2 separate regions of the Mus musculus genome follow, and region 1 is linked to region 2. Evidence: chromatin loops called from intact Hi-C (ENCODE). Cell type or tissue: heart. All regions are shown on one strand.

Region 1 (5,000 bases), 190 kb after region 2:
CGGAGACCAGCATCAGATGGTCGAACTTTATTGTTCATTGCACGAGCTTATATATAGCTTTTTAGGCAATTAGGGTATGTTTATGTACTCAAGGGTACAACCTGTGTTGTTTAGCCAAATCTGACTGGCTTGTTCATGAGCCTGTAGGGGAGGGTCCAATCTCCTGGGGAGATTTCCATGAAGCAGAGGAAGCAGACCCCACCCTGGCCTTGGCTCACTGGTATTCGGGAGCCATGTCAGGTCATACACTGTACAGTGGATCAGGGCTCTTCTAGGAGTCACAGGAGCCTGTGGTACCTAGCACTCTGTCCCTCTTCTTCCTCCACCGGGTTTCTCTCCACATTCCCTACAGGAATTATTTTATTATTATTTTAGGACTGAGTACTTCCAATAAAAGGGATTTGCTGTGGGGCTGTTTATCCCTTATATATCTAATGGCTTGGATTATAAAAATTGCAACTCTGCCTCCAACAAGAATAGTAGCACAAATGAAAAGGTTTGCAGGGGAAACAAGATGGAACAGCTTTGACCCTATGTCCTTAAAGAGTCCAGCCATTTGGCCCAAGGTAACAACAGCTATAAGAGTAGCATTAATGGAGACAATATCTTGATGCAGCTGATGTAAGAAAGAAAGAAATGAGGAATTCCATGTGTCTGTGATATAGCTATGCTGTAAATTTAGTGTTGTCGTATTATTAAGGTGTGTTTGAAATAGTGTTAAGCTAAGCAGGATAGCATAGATGACAATTGATTTGAACAAGATCCCATAGATGATGAACATCATCTTGTAAAAGTCCCACTTGATGGTGTAAATTTAACACACCTAATTTTAAGAGCTGGTTTCCTGCTTATCTAAAGCAGAGGCCATCAGGGTTGAAATCGTATTGAGTGCAGTGGCCGCCTGCACAGAGTTTTTGCAAGGCTATAACTGCAGTGGCTGCAGCTAAGAGCCCTACCACTGTGGCAGCAATGATGGCAGATATGCCTTAGTCTCTTGTAATGATACAGGGATGGGGCATGGTCAGAGATGCAAGTTTCCCAGTCCAGCCATCGGTGGCATTTACCAAGCCCTAGGTCAGTAGTGGTTCTTGGAGAAGCATGGCAGTATCCCCATTCACTGGATCCTAACAGAGGGAGAGAATACAGTTAACTTTTGAACAGTTTAACTCAGCATTGAGAGTGTCACTTTGGAGACAGACCAGAAAGAAAAAGGAGGTCTCACACAGGGATGTGCAGTATGGGCCAACTTGGGCACTGGACACCCATGTGATGTGTGGTTGGCAGTCCAAGAAGCCTCTGAGAAAGGTCTGGTTTGATTTCCTTCCAAGAGGGAGCCATAAAAGGAGCAATTCTGAATGGGGATAAATGGCCTATAACCTATACAGGACCAGGGGTCAAAGAGGCATGGCAGCCCCAGACTGATTCCAGAGGCCACCAGTCATCAGGTTGTGGGTCTTGCTAGAAAAAATGAGGAGGAGATTAGTGAGACACATTGCAAAATTGTCCTTGGGGGTTGTGGGGTTATGAAGTACTTTAAAAAGATTTGTGTGTTTGTTTGTTTGTTTATTTAATGCATATGACATATATACATATATGACCTATGTATCAGAAGAGGGCATCAGGTTCCATTATAGATGGTCATAAGTCACCATGTGGTTGCTGGGAATTGAACTCAGGACCTCTGGAAGAGCAGTCAATGAGTGCTCTTAACCGCTGAGCCATCTCTCTAGCCCATTTATGAAGTATTTCAGTGAAGTGGTTTCTTTTTTAAAATTTTTTGTAGAAAGAGGGAAATTTGTCATTAGCATATGTAGGCCCATTTTCTGTTTTTATAGCAAAGGGCACACCCATCATTAACATTGTTATTTTTATAGATGTAATGACCATTTTTTATATTTTTGGGAGTTGTGTCATGGTAAACATGTAAGAGGAACAGGTATCAATATTTGTATGTACATATTTGAGGCACGTGTGTCAAGTCTATTTGCTACACAGGGCATTTGGTCTTAGGCCACAGGGGCTTACTTTGGGGGCTGGTAGGGTCCCAAGGATAGTAATGGCCCACAAGTTTGTACCAAAGACTTAGATGAGGCTGATGCCAACTGGGGAAACAGCTTGTGTAGGGAAATGGCAGGATTAAAAATTTTACAACTTTATGATGCCATAAATTGGTGAATTTTAAGGGCTTGTTGAGGGTTCTATATGCCCTACTTGTAATTTTTTTTTTTACAAGCTTTAATAATTTAGTATATTTGTCGCCCCCTACAGGCCCCTCTGACGCCTACTGGGGCATCAGAGTTTTAAGTGAGTTTGAGGGGGAACTGGAACCCTGTGTCAGCAACAGCTGTAGAATTGGGGGCGCTGCGTATCCAGTTTATCCTGGATTATGTAGTCATCATTAAAAGACCTTATTGTCTGTTGTAATCATGGCATCTGTGTCCTCAAGTACATCTCTGTCCCATAAGTTATTTGGCAGGTTTAATAAGACCAAAGGCCGTATGGCTCCTTGGTTACTATCATTATCTTGCCAGGTTATGGGCCAGGCAGTCTGCCAGAAAGCAGTCAAGCTTTTTTTTTTTTTTTCCCTTGAGTCCTGTGACAGAGCTTTTAAGGAGGCAATTTGTTTTGCCCCTTTGCCCAAGATACCTCCAAATATGGCGCCTTTCAATTTAAGCCTCATGGGGCCTGATTTTAACTATTTTAACTATTTTAACTATGGGAATAGTTAGATTTTAAATCTATTTAAATATTTAATATTTAAATAGATTTTAACTATTTTAACTATGGGAATAGTCCATGATAGGGCTCACCTTTGTTTTCCCTTACTGTGAGTGCTGGAGACTACTCTGTTGGGAGTTTAATGGCCGACCATTTTTTGTTTTCTCAGATTGACAATCCTTTTCCCAATGAAACCTTTTTTTTACATTTAGGGGATACTGAGGTTGACCTCTTTTTTTCTTTCTTTCTGATTTTTATTAGGGGATCGCCTAGAAAAATGGCCTTGGTCCCCCCCACCCCTGCCCCCTTCCCCCGGCAGCCCCAGCGCCCTTTTCTTTATTAGTGCCATCCTTTGCTTGTAAATGGACACCGAAAGCCACTGCCAAGCTTTCAGCATTGCCTGAGCAAATGCCTGTGTCTTTGGTAGCATTTTTCTGGTCCTCCAGCTCTCTATTCCTTATGGGAGTGACTGCTTTGTGAGCTTCCGAGCTTCCGTAGTGGCCCCTTCCCAAATCTATTCCTCAGCAAGGGCCTCTGTCTCGGCACGATGGCTTATGTGGTGGTTGACTGCTGTATGAAGGAAGCAAAATCAGCAAAGGATTCGGCGGGCAGGCTTTTGTTTAATCTATGAAGAGGCACTGTCGCTCCTTTTGTTACCCTTTTCACAGTTCATGACACATAGCCTCACCTGATCCAAATGATTAGGAGGGCCCCCATTTGTACTGGAGAAACACAGTTCCCTCACCCTGCAAGGAATCTGGTGGCAGCTGGATGCCCCGATTTAAACTGTCATTAACCGGCACCACCCCCTTGTCATAGAACGGCGCCTTCCATTGCAGGAATTGGGCCTCAAATAGGATAGCTCCCATATTGGTTTTCTAATCGTGAGGGGTGTTCAAAGTGGTGCCATGGACTCAAACATTTGTTCCACAAAGGGAAAATGTAGCCCCCTCTCTGCCACAGCTTTCCTAAACTTTTGTGATATCTCTAGAAAGTAGGGCTCCTATGTACGTATGTACGCACGCTGCTGTTGTGGATGGTTTCCCCCTTGGGTTGGGTGGAGGACTATGGGAAATGCAGCTGCAAGAGATTTCTGTGAAGACAGAGGAAGCAGCCACCACCCTGGCCTTGGCTCACTGGTATTCGGGAGCCTTGTCAGACCATACACTGTAGAGTGGGATCAGGAATCTTCTAAGAGTCGCGGGAGCCTGTGCTGCTTTGCGCCCGTCCATCTTCTTCCTCCACCACCGGGTTTATCTCCACACCCCCCACACCCGTATGCAGATTCTTCTCACCTCATGCCTTTTTCTGCTCTCACAGTCTGTCAATCCCATGATCTGGGACACTGAGAATTTCTTGAGGACCATAACATCATTCTCCTATTAAAAACTCCTCTAAAGATCATTGTCCTGGTTAGGGTTGCTGTTGCTGTGATGAAACACCGTGGCCAAAATCAAGTTGAGGAGGAAAGGAATTATTTGGCTTATATTTCTGTTCATCATCAAAATAAATCAGGACAGGAACTCAAATAGGGCAGGATCCTGGAGGCAGGAACTGAGGTGGAGGCCAGGGAGGGGTGCTGCTTACTGGCGTGTTTCCTCTGGCTAGCTCAGTCTGCTTTTAAAAAGAGCCCAGAATCACTAGCCCGGGGGGTAGCCCACCTATTATGGGCTGAGGCCTCGCCTATCCATCACTAATTAAGAAAATGCCTTTTAGGCTTGCCTATAGCTAGAGGCATTTTCTTAGTTGAAGTTCATCCTCCTGGATGGCCTTAGCTTGTGTCAAGTTGACATGAAACTGTCCAACATAATCATCAATTTTGCCAGCTGGTACAAGATCCCTTTCCCTGTCACAGCATTGTAGAGTTTCCAACTAACCAAGAACAAGCCTTTCAATTCCAGCCTCCTCTACAATATACCCATTCTGGCTTTCAACCATGCTCTGCCACACCTGGACGTACTTACCTGAAGCAGGGAAAGACTTGAATTCTTCCTTAGAAGACACACGAGCCAAGCCAATGTGATCATTGACCAGATGTTCTGAGAGAATCCTTTTGCTGGGTCACAATGTTTTATTTTAGAAATATTCCTTAATTTTTTTTTTTGTTATTGTTGTTGATGGTGGTGGTGGAGGAGGAGGAGGTATGTGGTGGTGGTGGTGGTGGTGGTGGTGGTGGTGTGTGTGTGTGCATAGGTAAACTCATGCCATGGAACATGTGTGGATGTCAGAGGAACTCTCTGAAGCTGTTTTTTTCCTTCCACTGTGGGCTTCAGGAATTGAAT
Region 2 (5,000 bases):
GATACTCATTATATGTGAATCTGACCACAATCAGTTTTTAAATGTATTTGTTAGCTTAACCATAGCTTACTTTTCTATATGAACATTTCCTTTTTCAGTGTTTTATCTTGAGAAATGTACTTCATACAGTTCTTGCTAGTTTTAACTTATCGTTAGTCTGCTTTTCCCATACAGTTGATATAACACAAGTGATTTTATAATGTATGGTGTAAATTGTGTAAGATCATACCTATATGGATTAGATGTGCAGATAAACATATAAGAGGTAGATAGATCAGGTGATCTTAAGACTTAGGAGCAACTCCAGCTCCATTCTTAAACTCGTCCTCCATTCTTAGTAAGGTCAGCTGCTAGTGTGGGATCTTTGTGCTCAGAATATACTACTGGTAGTGGACAGGAGACTACTGGAGGTGGTAGAGTACAGGTACATACAAGGGATTGAGGGAAAAGAGGCTAACAAAAACAAACTATTCGCTAAAATTCCACAATGAAACTTATTATTTAGTATGCTAACATGAAACCACAAAAAGGTCCAGTAAGATGATTCACTGGGTAAAGGCACTGACCACATAAGCCCACACCTCAATCTGCTCACCAGAACCCACACAAAGGTGGAATGAGAGAACTCACCCCACAAAAATATGCTCTAGTCTAAGCATGCACACCTCCACACACAATAATAGTAAATTTTAAAATGCACATTAAAAGAGTATAATATTTATCTATATTCATCAGCTAAAAGGTACTGACTCCAAATCCATATTTAATATGATACATAACTTTACTTTTTTTAGAGACAAAGATGATTAACGACTCTTTCATGTGTAGAGCAAACCTTTGGGTGAAATCAGAGTAGCACCTCAAATTATTTGAATGTCTAAATACTTAACGCAGTTATGTTTGCTCTGTCTGAGTGGAGTCAGAATGGTCTGTGCATTAACTACTTTTCTACTGCTGTGCTAAACACCATGACCAAGGCATACGAGAGAAGGAAGGGCTTATTTGGGCTTACAGTTCCAAAGGTTAAGAGTTCATCCCCACACCACCCGCAGGAACGCAGGGCAATAGTTAGGCAAGCAGGGAGCACAAAGCAAGAGAGCATGCTGGGAAGAGCACGAGGCTTTGGAACTGTCAAAGCACACCTCCGGGGACATGCTTCCTCCAGCAAGGCCATGCTCCTCAACCTACCCAAAGAGCACCACCAACTGGGGACTCAGTGTTCAAACTTTGAGTTTATGGGGGACACTGTCATTCACACCACCACAGGTGTCTTTCTTGCCTTCACCTAATATGAGATTTTTTTTAATTGCCTCTATAAAAAAATTTTTTACAACTTTAAAAACTAAGAAAGTTGGCACTGAAAATATATTTATTGTAGGACTCTGTAGCTCTCAAGAACAGAAATTTGGGAAGCTGACTCAGTGGATAAGGGCTCTGGCTCTTCTTGCAGAGGACTTGGGTTCAGTCCTCAGCACCTACACGGCAATTCTGTAACTCCAGTTACAGGGATCCAATGTCCTTTTCTGGCCCCTGAGGACACCAGGCACTAAGCATTAATGTGGTGCACAGACTTGTATGCAGGCAGAACACTCACCCACCCAAAATAAAAATAAAATTAAAGTCAGGTGGTAGTGCATGCCTTTAATCCCAGTATTCAGGAGACAGAGGCAGATGGATCTCTAAGTTCCAAACCAGTCTGGTCTATAGAGTGACTTCCAGGATAGCCACAGCAACAAAGAGAAACCCGTCTCAAAAAAATTAAATATATTTTTGAAAGTAGACACTTTGTCCCAAATAGCCCAGCATCACTGGGCAATCCAGTGAGTCCCCTCTCACTGTCCAAGCATTATCTGCAGCCAGGGGTGGGTGCCAGTGCACCAATTTAACTCTAGCACTTGGGAGGCAGAGGCCGGTAGATCTCTGTAAGTTTGATGACAGTGCTGTCTACAGAGTGAGTTTCAGGGCATCCAGGGTTACACAGAGAAACCCTGACTCAAAATAAACAAATAAACGAATGAATGAGCGAGCTATCTACAGGAAAAATATTAATGTCATCACCATATTAAAATGACTTTTCTAAGTATTAGAGAAATGTGTTTCATAGAAATTACGAAACAAATGTCAAAAGATATTTCTACAACTGTACCTCATTTTATTATGATACAATACCACTTGATTATCTTTGTTTTCTTGTACTTTTAGGGCATAATCTTTTTTAAAGACTATCTTTGCTTGCTTTGCCATCCTCAAGCACTCCCCTGTTCTAGTTTGAGAGCTTTAGGTCAGGTTCTTAAAGTCTTCATTCCAGTTTGAGCTGTAACTGGTACTTTGATGGTCTGGTCTCATTCCTCTGCAGGAGAATTCCTCCCTCCTCCAATTTCCCATCTATTGAAAAGACTGTCCTTTTCCCCAACATGTTCTTAGCACCTTTGTCCACATCAGCTGGGTGTGGCTGCAGGGTTTACTTTTAGACTCTTTCATTGGCTTCTCTGTTTTCATGCAAATCCATACTTATCTGACCAGTACAACTCAACGGTGTACTTGAAAGTCGGTCGCATAATGCTACTTCCTGATTTGCTTTCTTTCTTAAGATTGCTTCAACTGTAAAGGGTTTTATAGTGGTCCCATCAAAACTTTAGGAGTGTGTTGTTGTTGTTGTTGTTGTTGTTGTTGTTGTTGTTGTATGAAGACTGTCGTTAATGTTATTTCGTTTGGTCTGGTTTTTGAGACAGGGCCTTTGGGCCTTATATATGTAAAAAAACATAAAATGTTTTTAAAAACAGAGTAAAACTACATGAAAGTATATAAATAATATTCTACATCAGGTTCAGAACAGGGGCTCTGCTGTGGGACAGGACAGTGGTGAATCGGAGAAGTGATTCGAAATGGTCCTCGATGGCATAAAATGTACTGTGCTTTCCATCCGAATTGAGACTCTCACGCACTGAGATGAAGTACTTGGTGGATGCCAGTTACATCACTGGTACTGGCTGCATATCTGATTTCTTACAGCGGAAAAAATAATACTGACCTGTGAAATGAAATTCACAGTAGAAGATGGGAGAGTCCTTTCTTCTGTCCACTAGAGGGAACTGTTGAACTTAAAATGTCTTTTAAAGCAGCTTGTTTTTAAACTAACATTTAACATCACAGGAAACCACATTGTGCTGTTAGAAAATAATCTTGTTTTCTTTCCACATCTTCTACAAACACATACAGAAAACTATAACTCTTTATATGTACTTATGTAAACAACATTTCTCAGAATCCAAACTATAGTTCCAACCCTGAGGAATTTTAATTATACTTGTAGAACTATATTTAGTAAAGTATCAAGCAAATATGCTCTTTCTAGCTTAGAAAACACATCAGTTGGCTATCTATAACACTAATCTGGTATAAGGTTGTCTCCTCAAAGAACCAGGATGAAAAAAAAAAAAAAACCAGTAATTTGTTCCTGAATTGTAGACTGTACAGTGAAAGGGCTGAAGAGATAACTCAGCAATGAAGTCCATGTATTGCCAGAGGACTCAAGTTCAATCCCCAGCTCCCACATCAAGAGGTTCACAACCACCTGTAACTCCAGCTCCTGAGGATCCCACACTTCCAGCCACTGCAGATGCCTGCCCTTCCCCATAACTAAAAATAAATTTAAAAAGCAAGACAGGCAACCTTACAGAGTCATAAGGAGTCATGGAAAGAAAAAATTACAACTAATCAATCAATCAATAAATGCTACACTGTGTCATAACTAGTATTAACCCAGACTCTATTTACTATCGCAAAGTCCTTTTCTCTACACCTGGACCAGCTGTGGGTCCCTATGCTAATCACTATCTATTACAGATAGACATTTCTATGATGAGGGTTAGTGAGTGTATTAATCTATAGTATAACAACAAGTCATTGGACTCAGTTTAATATCATGTCATTCTAGCAGCATAAAAGTAGTAGGTTCTCTTGAGATACAGTATGGGTTTCACCTTGTGTATTGAGATTTAAATACAATCAAAAAGTTACTGGTTGCCCTCATGATGTTTGCAGCCCCTATTATACCAACAGGAATGTCTTCATGTTTTGCCAGGCCGTTTGTTTGTTTGTCTGTTTGTCTGTTTCGAAACAGGGTCTTGGCTGCCCTGGAACTCTCTCTGTAAACCAGGCCCATGCTGGTAGGATTTGCTGAAGGAGATGGAGACAGGAGGATCACAAGTTCATGGCCAGGCCAATTCTTAAACGTGGCTCACAGGGTTCATAGCTGGGTAACATTTTTCTCCTCGGTTATCATGTATATAGTACCTTCCTGAAATATGAGAGCTAGTAGTGGGGATGGAGCTTCCAGGCAAGCACTAACGTGATTTCTCCATGGTCAATGGCTCAGGTAGGCGATGTCTTCAGCAATAGGGCCTCACTGTCGTGTTCTGAAGGATAACCAACAGCAACAGCAATAGCCAGTAATGTCTGAGGGCCTACGAGGGATTATGGGAACATCAATGACCAAAAAGGTAACCCATTCTGGCACTGGGTGTATTTGTTACCATGTGGTGTCTAGCAAGACCACCCTGTTACACTGTAACTCTATTTTAACTTTTCATATATGTGCATACATAGTTTAGGAAACCTCTAGAGTAGTAGGTCTCCATATAGCTTTTTGAAAGGGTCTTTAGAGTAACTATCCACCTCCCATTTCCTCCTTTACCCTGCCTTCCCATCCCTAACTTTAATGCAACTCTTCTGTTCCATTTATCTCCCATACATTTTTTGGAGATTTTGTTTATGTATATGTGTTGTTTTTTCTGTTCACCATGTGCATTCAGTGTCCTCAGAAGCCAGAAAAGAACACTGAATTTCATTTAAATGGAGTAACTGACAGTTTGAGGCACCATGTCGACACTGGGAATTGAACCCAGGTCCTCTGTAAGAGCTGCCAGGGCTCTTAACCCCTGAGCCACCTCTCCATCCCCATCATTAATCTCCTTCAGCCCTTTACCCTACCTCCTGTT

Evidence for each region. A loop is a pair of places that touch in the nucleus more often than their neighbours do. Peaks named below come from ENCODE experiments on the same cell type or tissue, not always from the same donor. Only the 100,000 strongest peaks of a DNase experiment are listed, where the experiment ranks them.
Region 1: it touches region 2 in a loop (4-fold over the local background); 5 of 42 quality-filtered maps call a loop at or near these places.

Annotation. Positions count from the first base shown.
Region 1 is chr4:83,381,568-83,386,567 of GRCm38, reverse strand. The region is part of intron 2 of Gm11413 (predicted gene 11413); the gene reads left to right. It overlaps Gm11184 (a long non-coding RNA gene), which reads right to left and starts at 3,493. Exons shown (of 3, transcript XR_390685.2): 1 at 3,407-3,493. In heart, a CTCF peak has its summit at 2,274 (motif pointing left); no DNase peak of the experiment used is centred here.
Region 2 is chr4:83,568,777-83,573,776 of GRCm38, reverse strand. The region is part of intron 6 of Ccdc171 (coiled-coil domain containing 171); the gene reads right to left. Among named protein-coding and RNA genes, the nearest start is that of Gm25899, 44 kb to the right of the region's middle. In heart, a CTCF peak has its summit at 3,076 (motif pointing right); no DNase peak of the experiment used is centred here.